2 separate regions of the Homo sapiens genome follow, and region 2 is linked to region 1. Evidence: read pairs that join two places in POLR2A ChIA-PET (ENCODE). Cell type or tissue: HCT116. All regions are shown on one strand.

Region 1 (8,000 bases):
TGTCAACCGTGTGTTGTGCTGTATTCCTGACACTGTTTAGCACTTCACACATATTATTTTATTTAATCCTTACAGCAGCGTTGTGAAATGGGTCTGTCTCCCATTTTACAAATGAGAAAAGAGAAGTCACTTTGTGTCACTTCAGGGACACATGAGCTTAGGTAGCTTTTCCCCACTTAACTTAGTCTGTAGGTAGCAAAGCTGGAACTTGAATCCTCATCTTATTGATTGCAGAATCTTTCTCTGCACTGCTCTTTCTGCTACATTTTATTTTAAGAATATTTGGGAAATTAACAGCATTTTGTCTTTGTTACTACAGGGGAAAACAAACTATCCTAGTAATTGTATGTTTTATGTTCCCAGGGAAGCAAAGGTGTCTACCAGTACCACTGGCAAAGCCACAATGTCAAGCACAGTGGTGTGGACGACATGGTGCTACTGTCCAAGATCACAGAGAACTCCATCGTGGAGAATCTGAAGAAGAGATACATGGATGACTACATTTTTGTATCCTTTATTGGCTGCTTTGGACATTTCTAAGTGATATTACAGTGTCCACAGTTAAATTGTGGCTTTATGCTGGGTGCAGTGGCTCACGTGTGTAATCCCAGCACTTTGGAAGGCTAAGGCAGGAGTTCCAGACCATCCTGGCAACACAGGGAGACCCCATCTCTATTATAAAAAATAAAAATAAAAACTGAACTTGTGGCTTTATTCCTGGCTTGAGAAGAGCTATCTGAAAGTCCGAACAGATGCTGTGTGCTCACATTGTTTTCACCGTTTCAGAATGAGGTTTTGTATGTTTATATCACTTGGTTCAGGCTGTGCAAAGGGCAAAGATGATGCCCGGTTATTCTCCTGGCATTTCACAAAGTAAAGATGCAGCCAGTATTCATCTACTTTAATCTATAATATCGTCCCTTTGACATGCTCTAGTCATGCACGTGGTATCTGAAACCTCTGCTCTTCCTAGAGGAAGTCCTGGTTTGCAAAGAGTTCTATCAATAATGCATCCTGACTGCAAAGCAGAGACATTTGAGTCTGCACTTAAAAGACTTAAAAATGTTGCCAGTTTTTCTGCATTTTAATGTTTACTAAAGGAAATGTGAGAAGTGAAGATGGACTATTGAAAATGCTTGACGTTCTTCAGTTGTTCTTTATGTTTCAATTTTAGCTTGCCGGATGCCATTTTTTATGGGGCTTTAAAAAATGCAGAATGGAAATTTGATTCAAATATGGGTTGACTTCATTATCAACAGGGAACTGTGATATTTGCTTAAGTTCTATAGGAATTTTGTTTGATGCAACTATGTAAAGATATCCTGGTGGAACTATTGTGAGAGTTAGTCATGGACATGCAAAACTCTGTGTCAAATCTATATAATAGTACCAAAAAGTTTAACTTTGATGCCAATAGTGCCTTCTGAAAGTATGGTATCATGGATGACTTATTAAAAAGTGGAGTCTTTGCTTCTGATGTAATATACATCTTAGATTTTTACCCAAAAAGCTTGGGGAAGAATAGTTTTCACATCAGTGGCTTATTATGATTACTTAAACTGGTTTTTTGACTATTAGCTAAAAGCACGGGAACCTTTGCAGTAATAACTTTTGCAGCGGCTGCCTATCCCATCACTGGTAAGTCGTGGGGGGTCGGGTTCAACTTATCAGGTATTTAACAAACAATACTGTTAAATAATTAACAGCATTATTCCAAGGCATTTGGACCATTCTGACCAGTACTCTGCTGTTTCTTATTTACTATAAGGGAATTTTACCAATATCTGTAGTTAAACCTCTGAACCTCTGTTTTCAAGGATTAACAGATATAGTTGGATTTATTGGCTACATTATAATTGCATCATTTAAAACATTTATTTTCTTTTTATAGCACTTTGGGAGGCAGAGGCGGGTGGATCACTTGAGGTCAGGAGTTTGAGACCAGGCTGGCCAACATGGTGAAACCCTACCTCTACTAAAAATGCAAAATTAGCGGGGTATGGTGGCATATGCCTTGTAATCCCAGTTACAAGGCATAACTTGTAACTTGGGAGGTTGAGGCAGGAGAATTGCTTAAGTTTGGGAGGCAGAGATTGCAGCAAGCCAAAATCGCACCACTGCACTTCAGCCTGGGTGACAGAGCAAGACTCTGTCTCCAAAAAAAAAAAGTGAATTTATTGTATTTTTAAATGACAAATAGTAATTGTATATAGTTGTGGGATATAATGTGATTTTTTTTTCTTTTTTCTTTTCTTTTTTTTTTTTTTTTTAAGACAGGGTCTCCCTCTGTCACCCAGGCTGGAGTGCAGTGGCACGATCCCAGCTCACTGCAACCTCCGCCTCCCCGGCTCAGGTGATCTTCCCACCTCAGCCTCCCAAGTAGCTGGACTACAGGCAGACACCACGATGCCTGGCTGATTTTTTGTAGAGGTAGGGTTTCACCATGTTGCCCAGGCTGGTCTCAAACTCTTGAGCTCAAGCAACCCACCTGCCTCGGCCTTCCAAAGTGCTAGGACTACACGTATGAGCCACTGCGCCTGGCAATGTGATGTTTTAATATGTATATACATTTTGGAATAATAAAATCAAGCTAATTAACATATCCATCACTTCACATACTTATTGTGTGTGGTGCAAACATTTAAAATCTATACTCCACAATTTTGAAATATACATTACGTTATTATTTACTTATATAACTTCTGGATCAGGGTGGTGACCTATGGCTGACAGACAAAATCTTACTTACCACCATTTTTTGGACAGCAGTTTTGTTGGAACACAGCCATGCTCATTTGTTTAGTTATTGTTTAGGGTTGTTTTCACACTATGGTGGCAGAGCTAAGTAGTTGTAACAGACTCTCTGCAAAGTCTCAAATATTTACTTTCTGGCCCTTTGCAGAAAAAAATTTGCTGACTTCTGCTCCAGATACCTGTGCAGGGCTTCCTTTTTTTTTTTTGAGATGGAGTCTTGCTCTCTCGCCAGGCTGAAGTGCAGTTGGCGAAATCTTGGCTCACTGCAACCTTCGCCTCCCAGATTCACTCCTTCCTCAGCCTCCCGAGTAGCTGGGACTACAGGTGTGCACCACCACGCCCAGCTAATTTTTGTATTTTTAGTAGAGGTGGGGTTTCATTCACCATGTTGGCCGGGATGGTCTCAATCTCTTCACCTCATGATCTGTCCACCTCAGCCTCCCAAAGTGCTGGGATTACAGGCGTGAGCCACTGCGCCCAGCAGCTTCATTTAATTGAATTGTACAAAAACAGTTATGTTCAGTTGCAGGTTTTTATTTTATTTGGTCAAAATACTGAAATATGCTTACTTTATCCGGACTTAACACCGTCAAAAAATGTTAATCACTTTTACGTGCAGCACCCACAGCACATGAAAACTGGCAGTTAATTGATTAGAAGGAGCTGGGTGGCAGGATGTGGATCTGGACTGTCTGGCTTCAAACCTTGCTCTGCATAGATTTGGTGACCGAAACGTTTTGTGACCTCTGTGCCTTGCTTTCCGTACCTGTAAAATGGGAGTAATAATAAAATCTCCCACATAAGGCTGTTGTAGGGTGAAACCAAATAAAGAATGCAGCAAGTAAACAGTAAGTATGAGTCATTATTACCATGCAGGTGTGTAAGTGCTTCCCATATTTCCGAGTTATTTTCCAAAAATTCCACTGTAAACTTGTTTATTGGAAATTAAAATGCATTTTGCCACAGAAACCGTTATAAATGGAGTATTGACAAGCCCATAGAAGTCTTCATTTCCGCTGAATGTAGTAGTTGTACAAATTATATTTTGAAATGTTCTTGGAATGTGGGCTGGACTTACTGCATTATAAAGATGGAAATACGGTTTTTTGGTAAGCTGAGTATAAAAACAAACAAATGATGTCCGTAGTCAGTCCTTCATAACTCCAGGCGGCCTCACTCCTCCCAATCACGATTGTTTACTCCCAAAACACCAGAAGCAGGGACTATGTCTTATATATCTTCTTCAAAAAGCAGCATATAAAAACCCTTTAGAGCAATGTAGGTTCATTTAACATGGCTCATACCATGCAGTGAAGCAAAAAAAAAAAAAAAAAAAAATACCAAAGTCACCCAGAACCCATCACCAAAGGTTAGTTCTTATTAATCTCTTGGTGTAGAGCTTTCAGTTTAACCACATATGGCCATGCATATATGTGTGCTTTCTTGTTAATTTTAACAAAAATGGCATCATCCTGCCTCATGTATTTCTTGGTTTTCTGCATAATTTTTGGCATGGTGCATTGTATTAAGTATTCATTGACAATTTGTTGACTGTTAAGACTTGCTTTTTAAATTCAGACAACAGAATTTTTAAATGACTCACACAGAGAGGGCTGTTTATGCGCCTTTGAATTAATGCCTTTGAATCGATGACTGACTAATCGTGTGTTCTACCAAGGAAATGAGTTACTTGACCACTAATGACTTTATGTTTTAGAAATCTCTACCCACTGAATATATGGGAAGCCCAGCATAAATGTGCTTTCTATCATTAGCACAGAGTAGCTTTCAGCTTTGAGGGAGCTTGATGGATGTTTGTGAAATAATACAGGGGCTCTGCTGCAAGTCTTCCTCTGCTAAGTGGTAAAAGCATCCTTTAACACTTCAATGTTAAGGGAATATTATAATAGAATGGCATTACTGTAAGTAAGAGTTGGGTTTTTTCCTCTCCTATGTTTAATTGTTAAGACGAGAAGAGACTTGATTTCACATTGAGTTATAAAATTGCTCACTTTATCCCTTCTATATCTAATTCCTGCACATTGTCTTGTGTTGAAAGTCAGCATTTGGGGCGATCGATTGTTAATGCATTCAGGCTGAATGCACATTTCTTCTACATTAGGAAAAAAAAATCCACTTAGAAAATGCTGACATCGTTTACCAATAAAACTCCCTATTTTTGAGTTATTTGTCCTATGACAAGGTTTAATTTGCCATCTGTTTGTCATCAATGTTGCCACACTTTTTACAATTACATTGTAAGATCTATGAGGAAAACATTACAGTGTTGTCTATTGTGCATAGGGAGAGAGCACTTCTGACCACTTGGCCGACGAAAAGAGTTCCTGCGCAAAGCACTCTGTGCTCATTCGGTCCAACTTTCTCCAAACTTGTTTTTACTCAAAGACCACACTCAGGTGTGTTTGGCATTTTTAATCCTTGAATTAGGAGTCCAGATTTTCGTGCCAGACCCACTAGATTTCAAAGCAGCGTAGTTGTTCCGAGTGAGGTCTGGCCCTTGGCATCCAGTTCACTGGAGGGGCAGCATGCTATATAGCAAGACAGATGCCGGGCTGGAGCCAAAGCTTCGAGTTCCAGGCCACCCACTCTCCACGTGACTCTGGGGAAGTCAACTCACCTCCCTGTGCCACCTCAGGGATGAACCCAAGGAAGTCCACTCGACCAGCGTAGGTGGTTTTGGGAAATTCACTGACTATTCAAATAGATTTTAACCGGCTGGGCACAGTGGCTCATGCCTGTAATCCCAGCACTTTGGGAGGCTGAGGCAGGTGGATCATGAGGTCAGGAGATTGAGACCATCTTGGCCAACATGGTGAAAACCCCGTCTCTACTATAAATACAAAAATTAGCCGGGCGTAGTGGCGCATGCCTGTAGTCCCGGCTACTCGGGAGGCTGAGGCAGGAGAATTGCTTGAACCCGGGAGGCGGAGGTTGCAGTGAGCCGAGATTGCACCACTGCACTCCGGCCTGGTGACAGAGCAAGACTCCACCTCAAAAAAAAAAAAAAAAAAAAAAAAAGATTTTAAAAGTTCAACTCTTAGCATTGCCTAATAAGACTATTAAAAACAAACATTTGAGGCTGGGCACGGTGGCTCACGCCTGTAATCCTAGCACTTTGGGAGGCCAAGGCGGGCGGATCACAAGGTCAGGAGATCGAGATCATCCTGGCTAACAAGGTGAAACTCCGTCTCTACTAAAAATGTAAAAAATTAGCCGGGCGTGGTGGCGGGTGCCTGTAGTCCCAGCTACTCCGCAGGCTGAGGCAGGAGAATGGTGTGAACCTGGGAGGCGGAGCTTGCAATGAGCCAATATCACACCACTGCACTCCATCCGGGTGACAGACTGAGACTCCGTCTCAAAAAAAAAAAAAAAAAGAACAGCAAAACAAAAAACAAAATTTGAAAGTTGTACTGCCATCACATTTCATAAAAGAAAATATTTTTACACCAAAAACGTAGGAAGGACATAATCTAAGAATAAAGGACAGTTTCTTTATTTTGAATAAATTAAGCTTTATGAAAAATTCAGTGCATTGTTTGTTTTTTTGTCATTCTTGCTGCAGGTCAATGAAAACTGATAGATCCACGGGCAGGCATTTGGGAACCCATCAGTTAAAGATATCTTGGGTTTCTTCTGTCTCCCAGAGTCTTTTAAATAATTGGCATTTTTTTCCTTCTGTTTTTTGGTATCATAGCTTCATATCTTTATGCAGTTTGAAAATTAACCTTAGGCCACACCTTCACCACCAAGGATTATGTGGGTAAAGACAATGATCCGAACGGCTTTTCCCAGAGGCACACCTGAATTATGCAACAGGAGTGGGAGTGAGCATTGTTGGAATTACCTGGAGTTCCCAAAGCAGCAGGAGAGCACAGGTGTCCGGAAAATAGCTAAGGTCTCTGCAGACATAGCAAGGTGGAAAAGGTGAGAATTGTTTAGATAAACAATTATTCCAAACTCTCACCGGAAATAACTACGATATGTTTATTTTCTTTAAATCAATTAAATTCTCCTTAGTTTTTCTGTAGAAACAGCCATTTTATTTTTTGAGACTTTTTTTTAAATTTTTTATTTTATTTTATTTGCTCTGTCACCTAAGCTGGAGAGCAATGGTGTGATCACAGTTCGCTGCAGCCTTGCCTTCCCAGGCCTAAGTGATCCTCCCACCTCAGCCTCCCAAGTAGCTGGGACTACATGTGAAGACCACCATGCCTGGCAATTTTTTTTTTTTTTTTTTTTTTTTTTAAGGAGATGGGGTCTCAGTATATTGCCCAGGCTGGTCTCGAACTCCTGGACTCAAGCAATCATCCCACTTGTCCTCCCACAGTGTTGTGATTATAGCACCCAACCAGAAACAGCCATTTTAAACCAAACTTTATTTTTTAGGTGTCTTCCCAAATAGTATTATCCCCAAGAACCCTACTGATAAATTTAGGGAGCAGGTACAAATTTCCCTCTTCATTTCATTCTGACCTGAGTCATTGATTCACGATTGGCCTAGAATAGTCCAAAATAAATTTTTGTTTTTGTTTTTTTTCCTGAATATCTCCTTAACCAGGCCCTAATCAGAATTTATGTAATCTACTTGGTGAAAAATCAAGACTTAATGAGATATCTCTTTATATAGCAAATTAACAGTTTTTAAAATGTTGGTCACTTTAGGAGCTCATATGCAACTGAATTCATATTTATTGAGTAACCAAGGGATTGGTGGGGAGGTGGTACCTTTGTCTGTTGTCCTGAGGGCAGCCCTTTATTCTTTGTGTGCAGTGATCAATTTGTCTAGGACAAGGCGGCAGTAACCACATTCCCTTTACAACTAAGGGAACAAGTACCCTCCTCCATGGAAGGAGCTTATTTGCCTGTTTGTTTTTCCCTGGGGATAGATGTAGACATGAAATAAACATCTTCCTCTTCTGAAGTGAAGATGGTTCTAGCAGTGCTGTGTTTCTTTAAAATTGGGTTTACCATAAGAATCATTATTACTTCATTCATTAATTGTTTGTTTGTTTTCTTTTTTGGGAGCCAGGGTCTGGCTCTGTTGCCCAGGCTGGAGTGCAGTGGCATGATCATGGCTCACTGCAACCTCGACCTGCTTGGCTTAAGCAATCCTCCCACCTCAGCAGGAACTACAGGCACGTACCAACCAACATGCTTGGCTAATTTTAAAAAAATTTTTTGTAGAGATGAGGTCTCACTAGATTGCCCAGGCTGGTTTCGAACTC
Region 2 (8,000 bases), 190 kb before region 1:
CTACAACCATCTGATCTTTGACAAACCTGACAAAAACAAGAAATGGGGAAAGGACGCCCTATTTAATAAATGGTGCTGGGAAAACTGGCTAGCCATATGCAGAAAGCTGAAACTGGATCCCTTCCTTACACCTTATACAAAAACTAATTCAAGATGGATTAAAGACTTAAATGTTAGACCTAAAAACCCTAAAAACCCTAGAAGAAACCTAGGCAGTACCATTCAGGACATAGGCATGGGCAAGGACTTCATGCCTAAAACACCAAAAGCAATGGCAATAAAAGCCAAAATAGACAAATGGGATCTAATTAAACTAAAGAGCTTCTGCACAGCAAAAGAAACTACCATCAGAGTGAACAGGCAACCTACAGAATGGGAGAAAATTTTTGCAATCTACCCATCTGACAAAGGGCTAACATCCAGAATCTACAAAGAACTCAAACAAATTTACAAGAAAAAAACAAACAACCCCATCAAAAAGTGGGCAAAGGAAATGAACAGACACATCTCAAAAGAAGACGTCTATGCAGCCAACAGACACATGAAAAAATGCTCATCATCACTGGTCATCACAGAAGTGCAAATCAAAACCGCAAAGAGATACCATCTCACGCCAGTTAGAATGGCAATCATTAAAAAGTCAGGAAACAACAGATGCTAGCAAGGATGTGGAGAAATAGGAACGCTTTTACACTGTTGGTGGGAGTGTAAATTAGTTTAACCATTGTGGAAGACAGTGTGGCGATTCCTCAGGGATCTAGAACTAGAATTACCATTTGACCCAGCAATCCCATTACTGGGTATATACCCAAAGGATTGCAAATCATACTACTATAAATCATGCACATGTATGTTTATTGCAGCACTATTCAGAATAGCAAAGACTTGGAACCAACCCAAATGTCCATCAGTGATAGACTGGATTAAGAAAATGTGGCACATATACACCATGAAATACTATGCAGCTATAAAAAAGGATGAGTTCATGTCCTTTGCAGGGACACGGATCAGGCTGGAAACCATCATTCTCAGCAAACTTTCTCAGCAAACTATCACAAGGACAGAAAACCAAACACCGCATGTTCTCATTCACAGGTGGGAACTGAACAATGAGATCACTTGGACACATGGCAGGGAACATCACACACCGGGGTCTGTCAGCGGACGGGGGGCTGGGGGCGGGATAGCATTAGGAGAAATATCTAATGTAAATGATGAGTTGATGGGTGCAGCAAACCAACATGGCACATGTATAACTATGTATCAAACCTGCACGTTGTGCGCATGTACCCTAAAACTTACAGTATAATTTAAAAAGAAAAAAGAAAAGAAAAGGAAAGAAAACAAAAAGGATGTTCTCTGCACTCAACCAAAAACCCTAAAATTTGTATGGAACCACAAAAGACCGCGAATAGACAAAGCAACCCTGGGCAAGAACAAAACTAGGGCCAGGCGCAATGGCTCATGCCCGTAATCCCAGCACTTTGGGAGGCCGAGATGGGCGGATCACCTGAGGTCAGGAGTTGGAGACCAGCCTAGCCAACATGGTGAAACCCTGTCTCTACTAAAAATACAAAAATTAGCCTGGCATGATGACATGTGCCTGTAATCTCAGCTACTCAGGAGGCTGAGGCAGGAGAAACACTTGAACCTGGGAGGCTGAGGTTGCCGTGAGCCAATATCACGCCACTGCACTCTAGCCTGGGCAAAAGAGTGAGACTGTATCTCAATAAATAAGTAAATAAATAAATAAGAACAAAGCCAGAGGCATCACACTACCAGACCTCAAAATATACTACATAGCTGTAGTAACCAAAACAGCATGGTACTGGCATAAAAATAGACACATAGAACAATGGAACAGAAAAGAGAACCTAGAAATTAATCCACGTATCTACAGCCATCTGATTTTGGACAAAGGTGCCAAGAATACTCATTGAGGGAAAGACAAATCTTCAATAAATGGTGCTGGGAAAGCTGGACATCCATATGCAAAAGAATTAAACTAGGCCCCCACCTCTCACCCAATACAAAAATAAACTCCAAATGGACAAAAGACCTAAATGTAAGGCCCAACATGATAAAACTACTAGAAGAAAACATAGGGGAAACACTTCAGGACACTGGTCTAGGAGAAGATTTTATTAATAAGACCTCAAAAGCACAGACAACAAAAGCAAAAATAAACAAATGGATTATATCAAACAAAAACGCTTCTGCACAATAAAGGAAGCAATCCACAAAGTGAAAAGACAATCTACAGGATGGGAGAAAAATACCTGCAAACTACTCATCCAATAGGGGATTAATATCCAGAATACAGAAGGAACTCAAACAACTCAATAGCAAAAAATATCCAATTTTTTAAATGGGTAAATGATTTGAACAAATATTTCTCAAAAGCAGACATACAAATGGCAAACAAATGTATGAAAAAAGGCCCAATATCACTAATTATCAGGGAAATGCAAATCAAAATCACAATGAGGTATCATCTCACTCCAGTTATAACTGCTATTACCAAAACACAAAAAGTAACTCATGCTGGCAAGGATACAGAGAAAAGGGAGCTCTTATACACTGTTGGCGGGAATGTAAACTAGTACAGCCACTATGGAGAAAAGTATGGAGGTTCCTCAAAAAACTACAAATAGAACTACCATATGATCCAGCAATCCCACTACTGGGAATTTATCCAAAGGAAAGGAAATCAGTATATTGAAGAGACATCTTCACCCCCATGTTTATTGCAGCACTATTCATAATAGCCAAGATATGGAATCAAACCTAGGTGTCCAACAATGGATGAATGGATAAAGACAATGTGGTGTATATACACAATGGAATACTATCAGCCATAAAAAAGAACAAAATTCTGTCTTTTGCAACAACACGGATAGAACAGCAGGACATTATGTTATGTGAAATAAGCCAGGAACAGAAAGTTAAACACTGCATGTTCTTACTCATATGTGAAAGCTAAAAAAAGTTGATCTCAAAGAAGTAAAAATTAGAATAGAGAATACTAGAGGATGGGATGGGTAGGGGGAAGGGAAGGAGATATAGCAACTTGTTAAACGACACAAAATTACCTTGATCTGGTCACTGCATATTAGATGTATTGAAACATCACTAGGTACCCCAAGAATATGTATAATTATTGTCTGTCAATTTTAAAATTTTTAAATTAATAACAAAAACAAAAAAAACTGACAAAATTAATAAAACCAAAAGTTGGTTCCTTGAACAATCAGACACAGTAATTAAGATGGCAACTCTCCCCAAATGGATCTATACATTATTTCTTTTTATTATTATTATTATTATTGTTATTTTTAGAGAAAGATAGGGTCTCACTATGTTGCTCAGGCTGGTCTCAAATTCCTGTGTTCAAGTGATTCTCCTACCTCTGCCTCCCAAAGTGCTGGGATTACAGGTGTGAGCCACTGCACCCAGCCTTTTTAAAATCTATACATGCAAAGCAATCTCTATCAAAGTCACTGTTTAATATAAACTGATAAGCTAATCCTAAAATTTAAACGAAAATGCAAAGGACATAGACTAGTCCAAAACTACCTTTTAAAAAGAACTTACATTAGTTGCAAGTTGGAGAACTTACATTACCTTATTTCAAAAATATACTCTAAAACTAGAAATCAAGACAATGTGGCATTGACATTAAGAAAATCATACAGAACAGTGGAATCCAGAAATAAACCGTTATATTTTATGTTCAATTGATTTTCAACAAAAGGACAAATGGGAAAAGGATAGATTTTCCTAAGATAGCGAGATGAAAAAAAAATTAACTTAGACCCTTACCTCACACCATATACAAAAATTACCTCAAAATGGTTCACAGACCTAAGTGTATAAACTGAGAATCTTGAATTAAACATAGGAGAAAATCTTTGTGACCTTGAATTAATAAGCAAATAGTTGTAAAGATGCAACACAAAAAGAATAAACCATTGAAGAAAAAAATTGATATTAGACTTCAATAAAACTAAAAATGTTCACACTTCAAAAGACACTATTAGGAAAACGAAAATATAAGCCACAGAGTGGGAGAAAATATTTGTAGATCACATATCTGATAAGGGACTTGTATCTAAACTACATAAAAACTTTCATAAGTTATCAATAATATGACAAATAACCCAATATAAAAATGAATTCTGATACATGCTACATTATGGATGGACCTTGAAAACATTATGCTAAGTGAAAAAAGCCAGACACAAAAGTACAAATTATTGTCTGATTCCACTTATATGAAGTAGCTAGAATAAGCAAATTCATAAGGACAGAAAATAGAATAGAGGTCACCAGGGGCTGAGGGGAAAGTGGAGTGGGGAGTTACTTTTTAATGGGAACAAAGTCTCACTTTGGGATGATGGAAATCTTTTGGAAATAGACAGTAATAATGATTGCCCAACATTGTGAATGTACTTAATGTCATTAGATTATACACTTAAAATGGTTAAAATGGTAGCTTTTTTCCCCACAATGAAGAAAATCTAACTTTAATAAAATGGGTAGAAGACTTACATAGACATTTCACCAACAAAGACATACAAATGATCAATAAGCATATGAAAAGGTGTTCAAGATCATTAGTCATTAGGAAAATACAAATTAAAACCACAATGAGATACCACTACACATCCATTAGAATGACTATAATAAAAAAAGATAATGCCAAGTATTGCTGAGGGGGTAGAGAAACTGGGACCTTCATACATTGCTTGTGGGATTGTAAAATGTTATAGCCACTTTGGAAAATTATTTGGCTATGTTTTTTTTTTTTTTTTTTGAGATGCAGTCTCGCTCTGTCGCCCAGGCTGGAGGGCAGTGGCATGGTCTTGGCTCACTGCAAGCTGCAGCTCCCAGGTTCACGCCATTCTCCTGCCTCAACCTCCCGAGTAGCTGGGACTACAGGCACCCGCTACCTCGCCCAGCTAATTTTTTGTGTTTTTAGTAGAGATGGGGTTTCACTGTGTTAGCCAGGATGGTCTCAATCTCCTGACCTTGTGATCCACCTGCCTCGGCCTCCTTAAGAGCTGGGATTACAGGCATGAGCCACCGCGCCCTGCCAGCTATGTTTTAAAAAGTTAAACATAAGCTCACTATAAGACCCAGCAATTCTACTCCTAGTAATTTACCCAAGAGAAATAAAGACATATTTTCACATCAAAGACCTGTCACAAATGTTCATAGCAGCTTTACTCATAAAAGCTAAGAACTGGAAACAAACCAAATGCCCATCAGTTCATGAATGGTTAAACAGAATGTGGTATATCCAGAAAATAGAATATTACTCAGACATAAAAAGGAATATGATACATGCTAGGATATGTCTGAACCGCAGAAAGATTATGCTAAATGAGAGAGGCCAGGCTGGGCACAGTGGCTCACATCTGTAATCCCAGCACTTTGGGAGGCTGAGGCAGACAGATTGCTTGAGCCCAGGAGTTCAAGCCCTGTCTGGGCAACATAGTGAGACGATGTCTCTACAAAAAATACTATAGTATAGATGGACCTTGTAGTATTAAAAATACAAAAATTAGCTGGGCATGATTGTGCACACCTGTAGTCCCAGCTACTTGGGACGCCGATGCAGGAGGATCGGTTGAGCCTGAGAGGTCAAGGCTTCAGTGAGCCATGATTGCACAACTGCATTCAAAACAAACAAACAAACAAACAAACAAAAAGAAAGAAAAGGAAAGAAAGAAGCCAGATGCGAAAGACCTCATATTGTAAGGTTTCCATTTATATGAAATGTCTGGAAAAGACCAATTTCTAGAGATAGAAAGTAGATGAGTGGTTGCCTGGGCTGGGGTAGAAGTAGGAATTGACTGCAAACAGGCTTATGTGAATTTTGGGAAGGTGATGGCAGTGTCCTAAAATTGAATTGTGTTGAGGTTGCACAATTTTATAAATTTACTAAAAATCATTTAATTTTACACTTTTTGTGACATTTACATTATATCTCAATAAAGCGGTTAAAATAAATACATACATACAAATCTGACAATGGAAAAAAAAGAAATGAGGTTTAATTTTAGGAAGCATAATTCAGATATAATCTCCATCACAGGAAGCAAAAGTTTTCCTTAATCTAGCCATATATCTATTAGTATTCATATATTCAGTCATTACATGTGAAAGATATGAACATTGCGTAGTGAGGGAAACCCAAGCCCTAAATGATCTGAAGCTTTCTGAACTAAACTGTGTGGTCCCTGTGATTGCTCAATAAATAGCAGTAAATCTACCAATTCTAAAAATAGACAATATTGGCCTTTTATTGGTCTCATTTCAAAGAAAACTACAGCAGTAAAAAGGGGAGTCTGAGGAGCAATCCAAATGCCTAAATTGTTTGAGTAATAAACTGTATTACATATAATCATTATGACCTAGAAACATTTAATCTGAAGCAACAGAGTCTGACCTTAGTAATTGACTTAATAGCTGTCTTCAAAGATATGAAAGATTATAGAGTGAAACTATTCGACTAGTTCTTCTCTCTCTTCATTAAGAGCCAAACAAAATAAAATCATTTAATAATCAGCAAGGTAAATTTAGATTAAACATAACACTAACAGTAACTGTTATCAAACACTGGAATAAATTTAATTAGGATATTTCTGCAAGCTGTCTCCTTGGCGATCATTAAGAATAGACAAGACAGACAGCTTTGTTCTAAATGCAGTACTGCCTGGGAGGTAGGAGTTAGATGTGGGTGACCTCCTGACATGGAGCAATTCTGTGGAAAGGGACATAGGCCACCTGACTTTCACAAACCTTACCTCGATATCCCGATTAAGTTGCTTCACTATGGCAGTTATGTTTCTGATATGCTCCTCCAAGAAAAGCCTGGCCAAGCGGTCACCTCCCCCTTTGTTTTGCATTTTCTGCAAACTGTTGACAATGTCATCTTTAATCCGAAAGGCGTGCTCTACGAGGGCGGCGGTGGTTTTCTCATGGCAGAGGATCCTGTCTTCCAGCTGCTCCACGAGGCTTACAGATGAGTATGGTGCCATGGTCAGGGACTGGCTGTGTCGGGGCATGGTTCTCACTCGCCTGCAGAAGGGAACCATGAGGGTTGTTAATTGGGAAAAAATAATGTTTAAAGCCAGATTCAAAACTTCCCAGAGAAGTCTGGAAATACAAATTATCTATAACTACAAGCTAAATAGGGTTTGAGGCAGGATTTCTGCCTAAAAAAGTTTTCTTCACAAGCCGGGAAAGATCTTTAAATAATCATGCCCACAGACTTCAGTGTTTTAGAAGCGGTCTCCATGACTTCCAAGAGCAAGAGGCTGGCAGAGTTGGGTACACCGAGATGTCTCCCCAATATAATCTATGTTATCAAGATCAAGTGCATTAACAAAGTCTCCTAACATGCTCTCCTCCTCCTCCCTCTCTGAAACAGTGGTTACAAACTCAATGCCTACGTGGGTCAGGCAGGCGACATAAATGAGTGAAGCATACTACATATGAGGCAATAGGGAGTGTCAGGGATTTAGAGATCTGGAAAGGGCATTTCCCAGCTAAAGGGAGCCACAGTTCTGCTCCACCCATGAGTGACCATCAGGGATTTCAGGTCCCTTTTTCCAGATGATCTGATATTTCTCAAGAAAAGCTAGCAAATCCCGACTTGTATGTGAAATCGCTTGATTTTAAAATGTTAACGATTCATTTAAAAAGTATTTAAGGCCAGCACAGTGGCTCACACCTGTAATCCCAACACTTTGGGTGGCTGAGGTGGGAGGACTGCTTGAGCCCAGGAGTTTAAGATCAGCCTGGGCAACACAACGAGACCCTATCTCTACAAAAAAAATTATTTAAAAATTAGCTGGGCATGGTGGCACATAACTATAGTCCCAGCTACTCAGGAGGCTAGGTGGGAGATCACCTAAGCCCAGGAGGTCAAGGCTGCAGTGAGCTGTGACTGTGCCACTGCACTCTAGCCTGGGGAACAGAGTGAGACCCTG

The links. Peaks named below come from ENCODE experiments on the same cell type or tissue, not always from the same donor. Only the 100,000 strongest peaks of a DNase experiment are listed, where the experiment ranks them.
Region 2: POLR2A ChIA-PET joins it to region 1 with 5 read pairs; 3 of 35 experiments call an interaction of 5 or more read pairs at or near these places.

Annotation. Positions count from the first base shown.
Region 1 is chr15:59,264,813-59,272,812 of GRCh38, reverse strand. It overlaps MYO1E (myosin IE), which reads left to right. Exons shown (of 28, transcript NM_004998.4): 2 at 364-507. Among named protein-coding and RNA genes, the nearest start is that of LDHAL6B, 62 kb to the right of the region's middle. In HCT116, no CTCF peak of the experiment used is centred here; a DNase peak (open chromatin) is centred at 4,405; H3K4me3 peaks cover 1,435 bases; H3K27ac peaks cover 1,935 bases.
Region 2 is chr15:59,459,019-59,467,018 of GRCh38, reverse strand. It overlaps FAM81A (family with sequence similarity 81 member A), which reads right to left. Exons shown (of 9, transcript NM_152450.3): 3 at 6,813-7,086. Among named protein-coding and RNA genes, the nearest start is that of FAM81A, 25 kb to the right of the region's middle. In HCT116, no CTCF peak of the experiment used is centred here; no DNase peak of the experiment used is centred here.